Regions from separate parts of the Mus musculus genome. Here region 2 is linked to region 1. Evidence: chromatin loops called from intact Hi-C (ENCODE). Cell type or tissue: left cerebral cortex. All regions are shown on one strand.

Region 1 (8,000 bases):
TCTCTGAGGAAAGTTCTGGCCCACGAGGCATGTGGGGATCCCGTCTTTCTACAGATCTCGGAGGAAGGAGGATTCATGTAGCTGGGCTGTCAGAGGAAGGCTCGGGGAAGGGAGTGGGGAGTCACAAAGCCAAGCTGTTTCTGATGCCTGGGTATCAAGGGGACCAGAGAGGATTGGGGGGATGAAAATATACTACTCCAAGAATGTGGGGGGAAAGAATAAGGGGTACCTGTTATACCACAGGGAAATGTATGGCCAATGGTAGTCCTCCTATGCCCTGGAGTCTGGCAGCCTGAGGTCTGTATGTTTTCCTTGGGGAAGGGAGCATAGCATTCTACATCTCCTCAGTAAAAGGAAACTGTGAGCCACACTAGGCATAGCTTGAGCATAGAAGATCTCTAATCCTGTCCCCAGAGTGACACACTTCCTTAATAAGTCCACACTGACTCCAACAAGGCCATATCTCCTAATAGTGTCACACCCGTGAACCAAGCATTCTAACACATGAGACCATTGGAGCCATTCCTATTTAAACCACCACAGGGACAATCAAGAGGACTGACAGTGGCTGAGAAGCAAGGACAGGTGGTCTCTGTCCCCTGGACAGGGCAGTTGAGACCTAAGGTGCATGGCCCACTCCTTGCTGACTGGGATCCTCATTAAATTGAATCACTATAAACCCATTCCCCTATCTCTGCTTCCTGAAAACACAGAGGTAACACGAGCTGCCCCCAGAGGCCAGTACATGCACTGAGCGAGGACTAAATGGGTCCCTGAGGCTCCTTCTGGCGCCACTGTGTCCTTAGGTGGCTGCAGAGGAAAGGTAGCCATGGAGGTACTTAGGGCCGGACTGCATCGGTCTGGGAAGCTTTTTTCTGTGTCCCCAGGGCCCTGGCTGCATTTCTCTCAGCTTTCTCCTTCCCTCTCACATCACAGGATAAGACTGATGGACATATGTGGGGGATAGTCTAAAGGAACATGCCTTTATCTGCCTATAACCAACATCAGCAGAGTGGACCACACCTCAACTGAGAAACCCATCCAGAGGTGGTCATGTGTAGATTTAAGAATATTGGTGTCTCCTTGGAAATCGAGGTGTGACCAGAAACAGGGTACAGGGTAGGTGATCAAGGGTTGGGGGTAAGAGAATATTCCAGAGCATTGAAATCAGGGCAGAGAGACAGTTAAGTGAGAAGGGGTCATGGGCTCCTAGGACTTAGGTCAAGTTAGGGAGCAAGAAGGAGAGAGACAGAGAAGGGCTCCCCTTCTTGCCCCATTTTCTCCCCTTTGTCTCACCAGAAGCGTCCAAAAATAGAGCCCTGTTTGTTTGTTTGTTTTTCGAGACAGGGTTTCTCTGTGTAGCCCTGGCTGTCCTGGAACTCACTCTGTAGACCAGGCTGGCCCCGAACTCAGAGATCCTCCTGTTTCTGTTTCCCGAGTGCTGGGGTTAAAGGCATATGTCAGCAACAGAGTCCTTAGCTGCCCAGAAACCCCAGAGTTCTCTAGATACAAGTGTCAGGTTGACATCATTTGAAAGAAGATGTGGAGCTTGTAACTTCTCTATGACAGCACCTGTGTGGTTTCTGTTTTTTATTTTAGACTTAAGATTTATTTTAATTTTATGTTATGAATGCTTTGCCTGCATGCATATAAGGGTACCACATTTATCCACTGCTCTTGGAGGCCAGAAGACAGTGTTGGGTCCCCTGAAACTGGAGTTACAGGTGGTTGTGAGCCACTGTGTGGGTGCTGGGAACTCAACCCAGGTCCTCTGCAAGAACAACAAGGGCTCTTAAGCACGGAGCCATTGCTCCAGCTCCCAATATCTGTTTTTAAAAACCATTCTTAGGAGACTGTATCTCGGTGTGGGAGGGCTTGTCTAGGATGTAAAGAGACCTGAGTTCCATCCCTGGGATCACATAAAGCCAGACATGGTAGTACAAGCCTACACTCCCAGAAAATGGAGGATAGGGTCAGAAGTTCAAGGTCACCCTTGGCTACATGGACAATTTGAGGCTAGCCTGGGCTGCATGTGGCCCTGCTTGGAAAAAAATATTTTTAAATGATAAAAGTAACAGAAACAGAGATCTGGGGACCATTGAACCCCCCTGGCTTTAACCGTGAAACAGTCAGCTTGCTCCATTGTTCACGAGGACAAAGGTTGGGTTAGAATAGACACAGTTCTCATCCTAACAACAGGTTCCAAGTGAGAGAGTAAAGGTGGACAGAGACCCTAAAGACCAGGAGATTCTGATGCAGACAGATTAAAAAATAGCTAATATTTTTATCACTGGTGAGGCCGTCCAGTGGTATCAGTATTGGACTCCGGCTCTAATGTCAGTAATAAGTATGGCAGTATCAAGGTTTCTTTATATTGTGTGTGTGTGTGTGTGTGTGTGTGTGTGTGTGTGTGTGTGTGTGTGAATGAATGCAGTTGCTATGTGTGTGTTTGTGTGTATGTGTGTGTGTAGTGTGTGTCTCTGTGTGTAGTGTGTGTATGCTTGTGTGTGTATGTGTGTGTGTAGTGTGTGTCTTTGTGTGTAGTGTGTGTATGCTTGTGTGTGTATGTGTATGTACGAGCATAAGTGTAGTTGCCATCTGATCCGAGGCCAGCAGTTCCCACTGGAATTGGCGTCAGAGGTGACCGAGCACCATTTTGTGGGCCCAGGGAACTGAACCTAAGTCCTCTCACAGAGCAGCAAGAGTCTCTTGGTTTCCTGATCTTTTGTGATTAAATAGTTACAGTGGGCCTAGAATGCTTTCTGGAGTCAGCTTTAAGATGACGCTGTTGTGGGAGATGGCAGAGATCAGGGTGAAAAGAGACTAGAGTTGTGTGTGTGTGTTTTAAATTTATTTTAGTTGTTTTAAAAAATATACCAGAAATTTAAAAACCTTTAAATGTTATGTAGTAGGCAGGACTAGCGTTCTTGGTGTTCAAAGAGGCTTAGATGACTGAGGGGCAATTCAGTCAACCACAGGCAACCAGCACCCGCATCTGGCAATGGAGTAAATGCTTGTTGCCCACCAGGGGGCGCCCGAGACCATGCTAATCCATATAGGATAGGCCCGTTTGCTCAAAAGCTTGCAAAGTCAGGGCCAAGGCCATGAGCTGAGAAACGCGGTTGACTCTGAGTGTCACTTTGAGAACCTTTGGTTTCCATGTGGGAGGGGGAAGGAAGAGCGAGAGGGAGAACACTTTTGTTGAGGTATAACTCACATATCACATAATCCACCTATTGAAAATGTACACTTTAGTGCGTGTGTGTGTGTGTGTGTGTGTGCGCACGCGTGCGTGAATGCATTGTGTAGACAGGGTCTGTGTTGTTCCCGCTGTGTAAGCGAGTTAGCTGGCCCGTGTGCTAGCCTCCTGGAACTGAGCCATCTCTTCTTGCCATCTCCACATGGGGATTCGAGGATGTCAGCTGCATCCTTCCATGCTAGGTTTTCCGTGGATTTGGATGCTTCAAAGACTTGAGTAGAGTTACCTCTGACCCAGAAGTCCCGCCTCTAGGGAATCTTCCTTCTCAGCCCCCAGAAACCACTGTGCCTTCTTCTGTCTCTGTGGGTCTGTGTACCCTGTGCATTTCAGCATTTCATAGCCGTGGGCTACACATTGGGGGACTCTCAGCTTCTGCCTTCCTCCTCTCCGAGATAGACTTCAAAGGCTCACCCGTGTGTTAGGTGTCAGAGCATTAGCTCTTTTCAGGATGAATAATGCCCTAAGTATGTGTGGTCTGTACTCACTCATTCATTAGTGGATATTAAGTTGTTTATCACTTACAGTTATAGTGCCGTTATAATATTTGCACATGTTTTTGCTTGACCTGTTTAATTTTAATGACTTTGAGACATTTATATCTTTACATGTTATGTGTGTCTGTACAAATGTGTGTGTGAGTGTGCCACAGGACGTTAGGACGACTTTGAGTCAGTTCTCTTCTTTCACCAAGTCGGTCCTGGGGATTGAACTCTGGATGTCAGGCTTGGCCGCAAGGGCCTTGACCCTGATCATTTCACCGGCCTGCCGAGATGTGTAACTTTAACAACACTTCTCCTTCCTTCCTGTGTGCGCTCGTGTGGACACGTATGTGGAGGTCAGAGGGCAACTTGCAGGAGTCAGTTCTCTCCTTTGACCTTAAATGTCTCAGAGATTGAACTCAGAGCCTCAGGCTTGGCAGAAAGACCCAAGGGCCGTGTTGCTGGCCCTTGACTTGCTAATTTTAAAGGGTTAATGCAATGCAAAGCTCTACCCAGAAGAAGAAAACCTCTCTTGGCCAGAGGTAGAATCAGATTTGTAACCCAAATCAGTAAGAACCAGGGTGTCAGATGGGAAGGAGACCAGGGAATACTTTCCGTAAAGTGTAATTAACCCAGCTTGGACCAGCGACTGGGAGCTCAGGGTTGCTACCTGCTGAGTCAGCAGTAGTTAGAGTCCCATCCCCACTACACACTTCGTGCTGCCCCGGTACAGCACCGAGGGATTGATTTCGGGTTCCCTGGGAAAGGTGAGACCTTGGTCTGCAGTCTTGTTACTTCCTGCCCCGCTGATCGAGGCCTGCTGTTACTTAATCCGCCAGAACCTGTGCCTACCTCCCTATAATGGAGCCCTGAATGTCCTTCTGGATGAAACGAGATCGTGTGCTAAAGCGCTCTGGCTGGGTGGAGCATGATCCGCAGACATTTACGGGAGTCCTAGGATGCTGGTGAGCAAGCAGGTGGGCCCCGTGGTTCAGGATCCCTGGCTTGGCTATCTAGGGTGAAGGTGCTTGGTGCAGGAACACAGCGATGCTGAGGGTGATTGGGGGGGGGGGAGGCTGCAGGTTGAGAGGAGGGGAAGAGAGAGAGAGGATGCAGGCTCAGACATGCAGAAGCCCAAGGGAATCACGGAATCATGGGTCCTCCCATCTGGCCCAAGTCGCGCCTGTAATCAGCTGAGGAGGAACGTTAGAGTTGAGAAAAGCGCTCTGGGAGAGGAGAAGACAGTCCTTACCAGGGGGATTTTCTCTTAGGCCTTCCCACGTGGAGTTTGCTGATAATTTTGGAGGGAGTTTTGCCAGGAAAAGGCAATAAAAATGATGGAGAGGCTGGAGGGCCCACTGATGAGGCGAGATGAGAGGACTTGGCCTCTGGATTGATTTAGAGGAGCCGTGGGGCTGGGGTGGGGGTGGGGAGCGTGGGGGAGCTGAGCTGGCAGGTGTTAGGAGAGGAAGTGATAGGACTTCTGGGCACAGAGCCTGCTTAGGAGAGCAGTGGCCCCAGGAGGGCTGTGGAGATGCTAAGGGGCTAACATCCCTCCCATCTCTGCTCATCCCAGACACACTGCCTCCTTCTCAAGCTTTTTTGGAAGCACTGGTTGGTTTTGCAGCCTGGCCCTCCAGGTTATACATGGACTCTAGCCTGGTGACACTGGTCAGAGGTGCGTTCAGCACGGCCAGCTAGGGGTGACTAAAGGCTTTAGTCAACTGACAGGCATTTGACCAGTTCTTCTAGGCTCCTCTTCCCCCTCCATTCCTTCCCTCCATCCTCCCATCCCTCCCCCTTTCCTAACTTACTCTTTTGTTCCTTGCTACCTGCCTTCCCTCCGTTCTTGCGTCCTCTTTTCCCCTTCCTTTCTCCCCATTTTTTCCTTATTTTTGGTTTTTCCAGATAGGGTTTCTCTGTGTAGCCCTGGTTGTCCTGGAATTCATTCTGTAGACCAGGCTGGCCTCGAACTAAGAAATCTGCCTGCCTTTGCCTCCCAAGTGCCGGGATTAAAGGCGTGCACCATGTTTTTCCAAATTATCGAATTCTAATTGTGTATGCATGCACCACCGTGCTTGGGGAGGTCAGAGGGCAATTGTGGGAGAACGTCCTTATGCGGGTTCTAGGGATGGAATTCAAGTCATCGAGCTTGGCTGCAAATGCCTTTATCCAAGGAGCCACCTGGCTGGCCCTTCCCTTTCTCTTTTGGATAATTCTTGCTATGAGTTCTTCATCCTTCTGCCTCAGCATCCAGAGTGCTGGGACCACAGGTATATGCTACTTATATTATTTACTTTCTGCTGCTGTGGTAACACACCAAGGCCAGGGCAATTTACAGAAGAAAGGGTTATTCGAGATTACAGAGGTGTGAGTCCAGTGTGCGGGAGAAACATGGCCACAGGCAGCAGGAGGATGCTGAAGAAACATGGTGGCAGGCAGCAGGAGGATGCTGGAGGAACATGGTGGCAGGCAGCAGGAGGATGCTGGAGGAACATGGTGGCATGCAGCAGGAGGATGCTGGAGGAACATGGTGACATGCAGCAGGAGGATGCTGGAGAAACATGGCCGCAGGCAGCAGGAGGATGCTGGAGGAACATGGTGGCATGCAGCAGGAGGATGCTGGAGGAACATGGTGGCAGGTAGCAGGAGGAACATGGCCACAAGCAGCAGGAGGATGCTGGAGGAACATGGCCACAGGCAGCAGGAGGATGCTGGAGGAACATGGCGGCAGGCAGCAGGAGGAACATGGCAGCAGGCAGCAGGAAAATGGTGGCATGCAGCAGGAGGATGCTGGAGGAACATGGTGGCAGGGAGCAGGAGGAACATGGCCACAAGCAGCAGGAGGATGCTGGAGGAACATGGTGGCAGGCAGCAGGAGGATGCTGGAGGAACATGGTGACATGCAGCAGGAGGATGCTGGAGGAACATGGTGACATGCAGCAGGAGGATGCTGGAGGAACATGGTGGCATGCAGCAGGAGGATGCTGGAGGAACATGGCCACAGGCAGCAGGAGGATGCTGGAGGAACATGGCCACAGGCAGCAGGAGGATGCTGGAGGAACATGGCCACAGGCAGCAGGAGGAACATGGCAGCAGGCAGCAGGAGGAAAATGGTGGCATGCAGCAGGAGGATGCTGGAGGAACATGGTGGCAGGATGCTGGAGGAACATGGCGGCAGGCAGCAGGAGGATGCTGGAGGAGCATGGTGGCAGGCAGCAGGAGGATGCTGGAGGAGCATGGCGGCAGGCAACAGGAGGATGCTGGAGGAGCATGGCGGCAGGCAGCAGGAGGATGCTGGAGGAACATGGCGGCAGGCAGCAGGAGGATGCTGGAGGAGCATGGCGGCAGGCAGCAGGAGGATGCTGGAGGAGCATGGTGGCAGGCAGCAGGAGGATGCTGGAGGAGCATGGCGGCAGGCAGCAGGAGGATGCTGGAGGAGCATGGTGGCAGGCAGCAGGAGGATGCTGGAGGAGCATGGTGGCAGGCAGCAGGAGGATGCTGGAGGAGCATGGTGGCAGGCAGCAGGAGGATGCTGGAGGAGCATGGTGGCAGGCAGCAGGAGGATGCTGGAGGAGCATGGTGGCAGGCAGCAGGAGGATGCTGGAGGAACATGGCCACAGGCAGCAGGAGGATGCTGAGAACCCTTCCTTTACCACAGATAAGAAGCAGAGGAAACTGGAAGTGGTTTGGGGAGTTTGATCTCAAAGCCTAGTAACATACTTTTTCCAGCAAAGTCACACCACACGAATTCCATTCAAACAACTGGGCACCAAGTGTTCAAATGTCCAAGACTACAGGGACATTTCTCTTAAACTACCACAGTCCACTCCCAAGCTCCCACAGAAGAGCCCACCTTGTCTTAGTTTGGGTTGCTATGGCTGTGATGAGACACCATGACCAAAGGTAACTTGGGAGGAAAGGATTAATTTCACTCAGCTTCCATAGAACAGTGCATCATCAACAGCAGCGAGGGCAGGAACTCAGCAGGGCAGGAACCTGGAGGCAGAGCTGATGCAGAGGCCACGGAGGATGCTGCTTACTGGCTTGCTCCTCATGGCTTGCTCAGCCTGTTTCCTTATAGAGCCCTGGACCATTAGCCCAGGGGTGGCCCCACCCACAAAGGGCTGGGCCATCCCCTATCAATCACTAATTAAGAAAATGCCCTACAGTTTTGCCCACAGTTTGTTTATGAAGGCAGTTCCTCAATAGAAGTACCCCGCTTCTCTCGATGACTTTAGACTGTCAATTTGACATAGAAC
Region 2 (8,000 bases), 220 kb after region 1:
TCCTTTTTCTCCTGAGCCATCTCACTGGGCTTTTTTTTTTTTAAGATTTATTTATTATTATATCTAAGTACACTGTAGCTGTCTTCAGATGCACCAGAAAAGGGTGTCAGATCTCATTACAGATGGTTGTGAGCCACCATGTGGTTGCTGGGATTTGAACTCAGGACCTTCAGAAGAGCAGTCAGTGCTTTTAACCACTGAGCCATCTCTCCAGCCCCCTCACTGGGTTTTTAAGTGAAAGAGAAATGAGCTCGTTTTTTTTCTGAAAACTTCCTTCATCCATGGGGTCCCTAACCCTAAGTGCCCAACCTGCAGACCAACTTCCAAGAGATATCTTTGTTCAAAGGATGTCCTTAGGATAGGCCTGGTCCGCTCACCATTCTTGTACAAAGAGACTCGGACAGACAGGAACATTCGCGGGGTACTCAAGAAGAAGACTCTACCTTCAAGCCAGCAGAACAGCCTCATCTGCACTTCCTCTTGCACTCCCAACCCCAGAACTGTGAAACGGGTAGATTCTACTGTCTCAGCCATCCAGCCTGGAGTGCTCTGATACAGCGGCAGACACAGACAAACACGGGCATCGGGGTAAAAGATGGTAGGACACCAGAAGCCGGCCAGCCGGGAAGTAGTCGTGGTAAGTCTATGAGTGGTTGCTATCATTTGTTGAGGGGTATATCTCTCGGACTAGATGGTTTCCCATGAAGAATCTCCACAGCTCTGTCTACACAGGGCACCATCCTCTGTCTACACAGGGTACCACCCCACTAAGAAACCTCTATCTACACAGGGTACCATCCCACTAAGAAGAGCCAGAGCCAGGCATGAACCAGAGAGCCAGGGAACCCCAGACAGCAGCAAGTGCCAGGCTGCAGAGACTGTGGCAAAAGGTGTGAGGAGCAGAGATATGGAAGGAAGCCCTTGTGGGGAGGGGCAGAACTGTTGGCTGAGAGTGCGAAGGCTAGGAGGTCTTGCAGCCTTTGGCCTTGTTGAGGCCTTCCTTTTATCTTAAGCCAAGGGCCCATTTTGAAGGAATTTGGGGCTGTAGAGGTGGGGGCTGCAGGAGCCAACACTCCCAGCCTGTGCCAGAGGACACGGCAGGGGAAACTTCTGCGTCTGTGTCCAGCAACTGTGACACGGAGTTGTAAAAAGCAGCTTCCTCTCCTCTCGCGGTGACCCACGAGAATTTTGCGAGCAGTGTGAAGACACAGATTTGCCTAGAAATGAACAGTTTGACCCAGCCTCAGAGAAAAAACCAGAAGGCTTCTTCTCCATTTATTCACAGGTGCTGTGGGGCCCTATGTTACTCCTGGTTGTTGCTGGGGGCTTAGGAGGAATGACACAACTGTCCTATGGCAGGGAGACAGGAAGACAACCTGCCAGCAAAAGGCGGGTTCGGGGGACATTTTGGTGCAGATGAAGAAATGCAGGCACATGCGCAAAGAGGCCCTCAAGGGCCCTGGAAGTCTGCCCTGTGATAAAAATAACTTCCATTTGGCTACTGGGGCCTGAAGATGCACCCACCATTCCTTTTGTAGTTAAAATGTCTTTGTTCTTCTGTTAAGCACAGACCCCCTTGGGAAGACCGTTCCCAGAAGCCTGCTACCTCCCAACCTCTTAACAGAACAGTTTAACAAGCAAGGGAATGCCAGCTACACTTTAGTTGTGTTGGAGACAAGAGAGACAGCAGCAAAGACTCTGTGGGCAGAACTGCTTTCTTCTCCGTACATGGCATCTGTTTAATACAAACAATGAGCCAATGGGGAACCCCAAAGATGCAGGCGCAAGATGGCCTGTCTGCTCCTTGGGCATGCATGGTTCTGCCTGAGCATGTATAGTGGTCCAGAGCGGGGTGTGAACACTGGGTTATGGTGGAAGGGGTCTCATCAAGGGTGCGTGCATTTGGCTTTGTCACCCCCACGTCCTCGGAGCAGAAGGATCTCCACGTGTGGCCGTCAACATAAAGGACCTAAGAGATCCTGAAGGAGAAGACCTTCATCTTCTGCTGGCACTACCATCTTGGTCCCCTTTCTAGTGACGGTCTTTTTGTATTAGTGACGGGAAAGCCGTGATCCACGTCGCTCTTTCCACTCCCAATGCAGACGCGTGGTAATCCACAGGCCAGGGGACTTTAAATGATTTGCTGAAGAGAATCTCCTAAATCCAGTAGCCATCCTAGCTTCCAATGACCCTAGCCCCAGGCTCCAGGATAGAGAGAGTCTGCCTCATCCTTAAACAGGAAACACGCCGCCTTGACCCTGGAGGTGTGTTTGAGAGCAACCTCCAGCCAGAACATCACATGACTTTAACCTAGTTTTCTCCCTATGTTACAGAAAATAAAAGAAAGGGTGACATCAGTGCCTGCCAGCACCCTTGCAGGGAGCTCGACCATGGCTGCCTCGGACCCCTGTGTGCACATCCCTCCTCTCTTGCTGGCCTAGGCAAGTTTGTCTTCCTATCAAAGTGTAAGTTGATGGAATTGTTTTTGAGGAATAAAAGTGGGGAGGAGGAAGAGAAGGAGGAGGAGGAGGAGGAGGAAGAAGAAGAGGCAGAAAAGGAGATTGTGACCAGCACAGAGCACACGTCCAAAATGCCCGAGGAAGGACGCACGTCAGAGGTGGCTGAAAACTATCACCAGAAAGTTGAGTCAGGAGCACTGGCAGCTCGAACATGGTAAAGCAGAAGTGTGGGTAAGAGCCAGATGGCCTCAAGCCTGCCGCTAATACCTATGCGACACAAGCCTCTTTGTGCCTTAGTTTCCCTTTAGTGTCAAGATGTGCCCTGTGTTGTAGGAGTCAATACCAGAAGCACAAGAGAGGCCAGCATGTGGTTTCACCAGTGGGGTCACCATTGTCACTACCCTGGTGACAATGGTGAAGGGCTGCTCCATTTCGCTGCCATTGTTCTGAGGGGGAAAGAAATCATTGCAAGGTGCAGAGAGATACATTCTGGCCAGGCCAAGAGAGGTCTAACTGGGATCTGTGAGTGTCTCCTGGCTTGGGAAAAATGGTCTTCGCAGCTATAATTGAGATGAGGACCGAGAGGGGCTGGAGAGATGGCTCAGTGGTTAGAAGCACTTAATGATCTTGTAGAAGAACTGGGTTCTGTTCCGAGATCCTAGTTGGTGGCTCACAACTGCCTATAACCCAACATCCAGGGGATCCGATGTCCTCTTCTGACTTCTGGGAGTTCCTCGTGCATATGGTATACATAACTCATGCAAGGATGCACACATACACGCAAAAATGATAACTTTTAAATGAAAGACCTAGCAAAGGAATCTTGGGTTGAGGTAGCCTTGAACCTCTATTATAAAAGGAAAGGGGTGGGGACTCAGAAAGGAGAATATCACCCTCATATAGATAAGGCAGGAGGGCCCCAGAGTTGAAGAGAAGCTGGATCTACCTCAGTCTGCTCACAACTCCCAAGATAAGCTTTCCTGCCCACCCCTCCATTTAGACTTTGGCCCCTGGGTATGGGAGGATGTATGTGATGTATGCCTCCATGTTTGAGGTCAATCTTAGGGAAGCCTAAGGAATCCCATGTAGGTGGGCAACGTTGTGGGTTTCGCCCGTGGTGGACACTAAGGAAGCGCTGCTTTAGATCAGCATGTGTCTGCCCCTCAGTCATAGGGTGGATGCTTGAATCTTCTGCTTCCAGAGAGTTTGTGTTCTTGGCTTGGATTTGCATGTACCTGATCATATCATTTCCTGGGGTAATCTGTGTAGCACACATAAGAAGGAAGCATGCAAGGTCATCTGAGGTCACAGCCAGGGCAGGTCACTCACTCTCAGGGTCTGATGATGGGAGCAGCAAGAACCTTACAGGACCAAGGACCCCAAGTGACCTTGAGGGAGCCCTGGCAAGTCTTGGGTTTCCCACCCACCTAGGGGAAAGATTTGGCTATATACTTTCTGGGGTCTCTTCTGCTATGACATCTCAGGGGTCTCTGCAGCTCCCTTCCTCTCAGACAAGGAAGGGAAGCAGAGGAAGAGGAGGGTGTATCGTCTGGCCGTGGGTGGTCCTGGGCTGTGTCCGCCAGCAGAGTGCACGCTGTACGAACTGTGCAAGCTAGGAAGGTGGGCAAGGGTGCCCGTTGGCCATGGTGCACTGCAGTAGCATGGCTGTATCCCAGGCAGGACGCAGACTGCAGGCTGCAGAGGCGCCCCTCCTGGTCTCTTCCCTCAGGACTGAAGCGGACAGGACTCGGAGTTGGTGCAGTTGTTTCTACTGAGCAGGCTTTTTAAAGGGGGTGGGGGGAGTTATACTTTTCCTTCCCGAGTGTATGCATGTGTGTGCATGTGTGCACATGCACGTATGCAGACATCCACACATAATCACTTTCTCCTTCACTGTCCTTTCTCATACTCTTGAGTTTATAATAAATGTAAAACCTGAGAATACCTTCTTCCCCCTCACCCTCTGCCATCTCTCCGCGTGTCTGTTCTGAGCATTCCCCTGTGGATTAGAGCAGAATGAGCTATTTAACCATATCTGCATTTAAAGTGCATTTTCTCCTGGAACTTTCTCAATTAAATCCTTGCCTCAATCTTAGATGATATTGACTCACACGGAGGCAGGAGCACAAACTTCAGGAGCCAAAGACACCTCAGGGTAAAAGTGACACTTAGTGCCCTCCCTCCACATCTCTTGTGCACACGCGGTTTGAAATATTTTTTCTTTTTAGCGACAATACAAAAGCAGGTGCTTCCCGGACTGTCTGGTGGGCAGAGAGGAGCCGGCTTCTTTCCCCTCTGGGAGAAAGCACCGAGGGCCACCTGTCACTGTCACCTTTGCCTCTGGCTCTGAACACAAAGCTTCAGGAGTCCAAAGAGTCTTCCACCCTCCCTCCTCTTCATCATCTCCAGGTAAGCAAGTCTAGAAGGCAGAACAAAGCCCCAGACGGCTCTGGAGACGTGCCTACAGGAGTGGGCATCCTGCAGTATCAGGGATTTAAATTAAACTGGGGAGGGATGCTGGGGGTGGGTGGGGGGATGGGGAGAGACCAGCCCCGCCTGCAGCACGTTGTTCCCTGCACCCAGCTGACACTTTGATTTTTGGGTCCTGCCTCTCCAGCAGCAGTCTGCAACTTGCCAGCCATCCCAACCGTTCAGCAGCTGAGCAGGAGAGAGAGGTAACTTTCGGGCATGGGTGTGCTGTTGCTGGGTGCTAGTGACGTTTCCTGCCTAGGTAGTTACCTCTCATTCGGTTTTCAGAAAAGCTGTCTCCCCTGAGGCGCTGGAGTCCTCTCTCCCTGCACTTTGCAGAAACTCTGATTTCAATGAACTCCATCTACCCAGGCTCTTTCCTGCATGGCTTGCCAGCCTAGCAGCATAGCGAAAGCTGAGTCAGTTGCTCGCGGGAGTCAATTTAAAAATAATTTAAAATGCTATTTAAATTCTTTGGGGTGAAAAAGCGGGGGGTGTTCTTTCTCGTGTGGGTTTCACGTGTGTGCATCTTGTGTTTTAATTAGCTGTAGAAAATTTAAGTTTGTGGAGGAAATCACGATGGGGGTGTATGATTAAAAAAAAAAAAAAAAAAAAAAAAAAAACTACTCCATTGCAGTCTCCGCTGCAGTCCCAGCAACCTGGTTTAACTGCGGAGGCTCTCGGTACAGTCTCCTCTCTCTTTACCCTTGCCAGAGTCTGGGAGTCTGATCCCCACCTGCAGGGCCTCTCCAAGCTTCCCCTCCACGGCCTCGTCTCCTTACCCACCCACCCTCTGCATAGGACCCGGGTAAGTAAGCTGATGTCGGGGACAGCTGGGGTTTGAAGGAGAATTTGGACACTGCAGCTTTAAGAATGCCAGTGCCGTACTGCGAAATCTTTCTCCTTCAAGTGACTGCAGAACCTCCGCCGTGGCTGCAGTGGGAGGAGGTGGCTGGAGGTGGGGTGGAGGGAGAAAAGGGGTGCCCACTCCCGGGTGGGTCAGCTCGTTGGGTACCTTGACCTGAGATGCTCTCGGCCCCAGGCGAACCCGAAACACAATTGGGGCGCACTTTCTCCGTTAGTTTCTTTCTCACGCGCTGGGGGCGGAGACCCTGCGGACTTCCTGATGAGTTTGGGCTCAGTCCTGCCTGGGTGCATGTCATCTGCTGCCTTGCACATGTGGCTCGCTGGCTCTTTAAGCCCTGTGCACTGGAGCTGGAGAAGGCTGGTCTGAGCTGTGGCGATCTTCAGCAGGGCTTGCACCCTGGGGATGCGGAGGCAGCTCCATGGCCTTGTTCCCGGGCCATGCCCAGGGTACAGCTGAATTTCCCTGAATTTACTGAGAGGAGCGCGGGAGGGGAACTCAGTCGAGATGACTTGCTCTTCCTGGGACAGAGGTTTCTGTGTAAAAGAAAGGATGAAACCCCTTTGGCTGGCAAAAAGTGCTGACTGGCCCGCGCTGTGGAGTGGGGGAGGGGCCCCCCTGAAGAGCTCCCCTAGATAGAGTCACCTGCACAGAAAATGGGTAGAAATGCACTCTGGCTATGGATTCTTTCTGGGCAAGGTCCAAGCACCCTGAGGCACCTGAGCTGTGTCTCTGTTACCCAGACTTCTGTGTGCCCAGTCAGAGCACCACCCCAATGCCGTGGAGCCAGCTGGCTTAGTTCCAGGCTAGTACTGCTGGCGTGGCATCCCAGACGCACAGTACTTGGGTCCAGGTCTGCATTGGGGGGTGATGTCACAAAGGGCCAACCGGTAACATCTGTCTGGCACCGAACATCTGTCTGGCACTGAAGGACTCCGTTCCTTGTGATTCCTCTTTTGACCAGAGGGAGAGAGAGAAAAAAAAAATCCTCGGTCTCATAAAACTTCAGTTCAAAAGCTATGCAGCAAACCTCTCAAATATAAATTCCCCGGGCAGCCTCTGAAACAGCAATCCGTGTTAACTGCTGAGCTGATAGAGGGAAGTGACCTCCACGGGTGCCTGTGGGGTGTTCTGGGTCTGCACTCCCCAGGGGGCTGCTGCTGCCGGGCACCCAGCTCACACAGCACACTACGATCTTCAGGGAAATGTGCACCTCTAGATAAATATTTTATGGGGTGTTGGACCGCATACTTACCTCACCTGGAAAAGCACCAGGGGTTGAACGTAAACCCCCTATGGGCTTTGCACACACACCTCTTTATCCCTGCTGACCAGACTGCCCTTAGCTCATTTTGCAAAATGCATTCCCTGTATATCCAAAACTGTCTTTGATTAATCAACAACTTTAATTTTGGGGTACAATTGTTTTTGAGCCAGCCCAGTGTACCTGAACATGTCATTAGAATCCCCAACACATGAGTTTTGTCTTTTTTTTTTTTTTTTTTTTTTTTAGATCATTGTCCCATGGTGCCTAAGATGGACCTGACTTGGACATCACTAGGCCTGATTCTAGCTCGCCCCAGCTCTGCCCCACAAGCCCAGAAGCTACTAGGGCGTGTCATCTGGCTCTGGACTGACCATTCTCCCCCATCCCTGAGATGGACATCTCTGTGACCTCCCCAACCTGGGGGAGGACAAAAGAATGAGGCAGGTGTGCCTAGGCAAAAGGTTCTCCAGTCTGTCCCTCCCGAGGCAGGGATGACAAACCAGTACTATGGGTAATTAGCCAAGGGAGAAGCCTGCAAGTATCAGCTGCAGAGCAAATGCCATCAGGGGTCCACTGGCCACCTAAAGGGACATCAGATGGTACAGGAAGTTCTGAGAGGAAGCAGGTGCCCAGCATTCTCATACTGCTAAGGCTTGTCAAAGTAATAGTTCATACTGCCAGTGTGAAATGAACAATAGGCCAGACACCTAGCTTCCCTAAGCATCTCACTGCAAGAGATTCTTGCCTTAGACGGGCATTGTCAGGGCCAAAGTGACCACACCAACTTGGTTTGAGGGGATGATATGGCAAGCTAGCACAGCGGCTTCAGAGAGAAACAGGGATGGGGACTGCTGGACCTTAGCATCCTTAGACACCTTTATCTCTCAGTAGCAGGACAGGGAGCCGCTGCTGAGAGGGCAGATGGGTTGGGAGAGCTCGA

The links. Hi-C counts contacts between places; a loop is a spot of excess contacts. Peaks named below come from ENCODE experiments on the same cell type or tissue, not always from the same donor. Only the 100,000 strongest peaks of a DNase experiment are listed, where the experiment ranks them.
Region 2: it touches region 1 in a loop (2.6-fold over the local background); 5 of 42 quality-filtered maps call a loop at or near these places.

The regions. Positions count from the first base shown.
Region 1 is chr4:149,803,863-149,811,862 of GRCm38, forward strand. No RefSeq gene overlaps it. Among named protein-coding and RNA genes, the nearest start is that of Gm42354, 17 kb to the left of the region's middle. In left cerebral cortex, CTCF peaks have their summits at 750 and 3,023 (motif pointing right); DNase peaks (open chromatin) are centred at 3,040 and 6,726.
Region 2 is chr4:150,024,765-150,032,764 of GRCm38, forward strand. Gm13067 (a long non-coding RNA gene) reads left to right here and starts at 4,641. Exons shown (of 7, transcript XR_390962.2): 1 at 4,641-4,868; 2 at 5,077-5,134; 3 at 5,643-5,736; 4 at 7,307-8,000. In left cerebral cortex, a CTCF peak has its summit at 6,760; DNase peaks (open chromatin) are centred at 4,488, 4,855, 5,386, 5,821 and 1 more place; H3K4me3 peaks cover 2,113 bases; H3K27ac peaks cover 1,873 bases.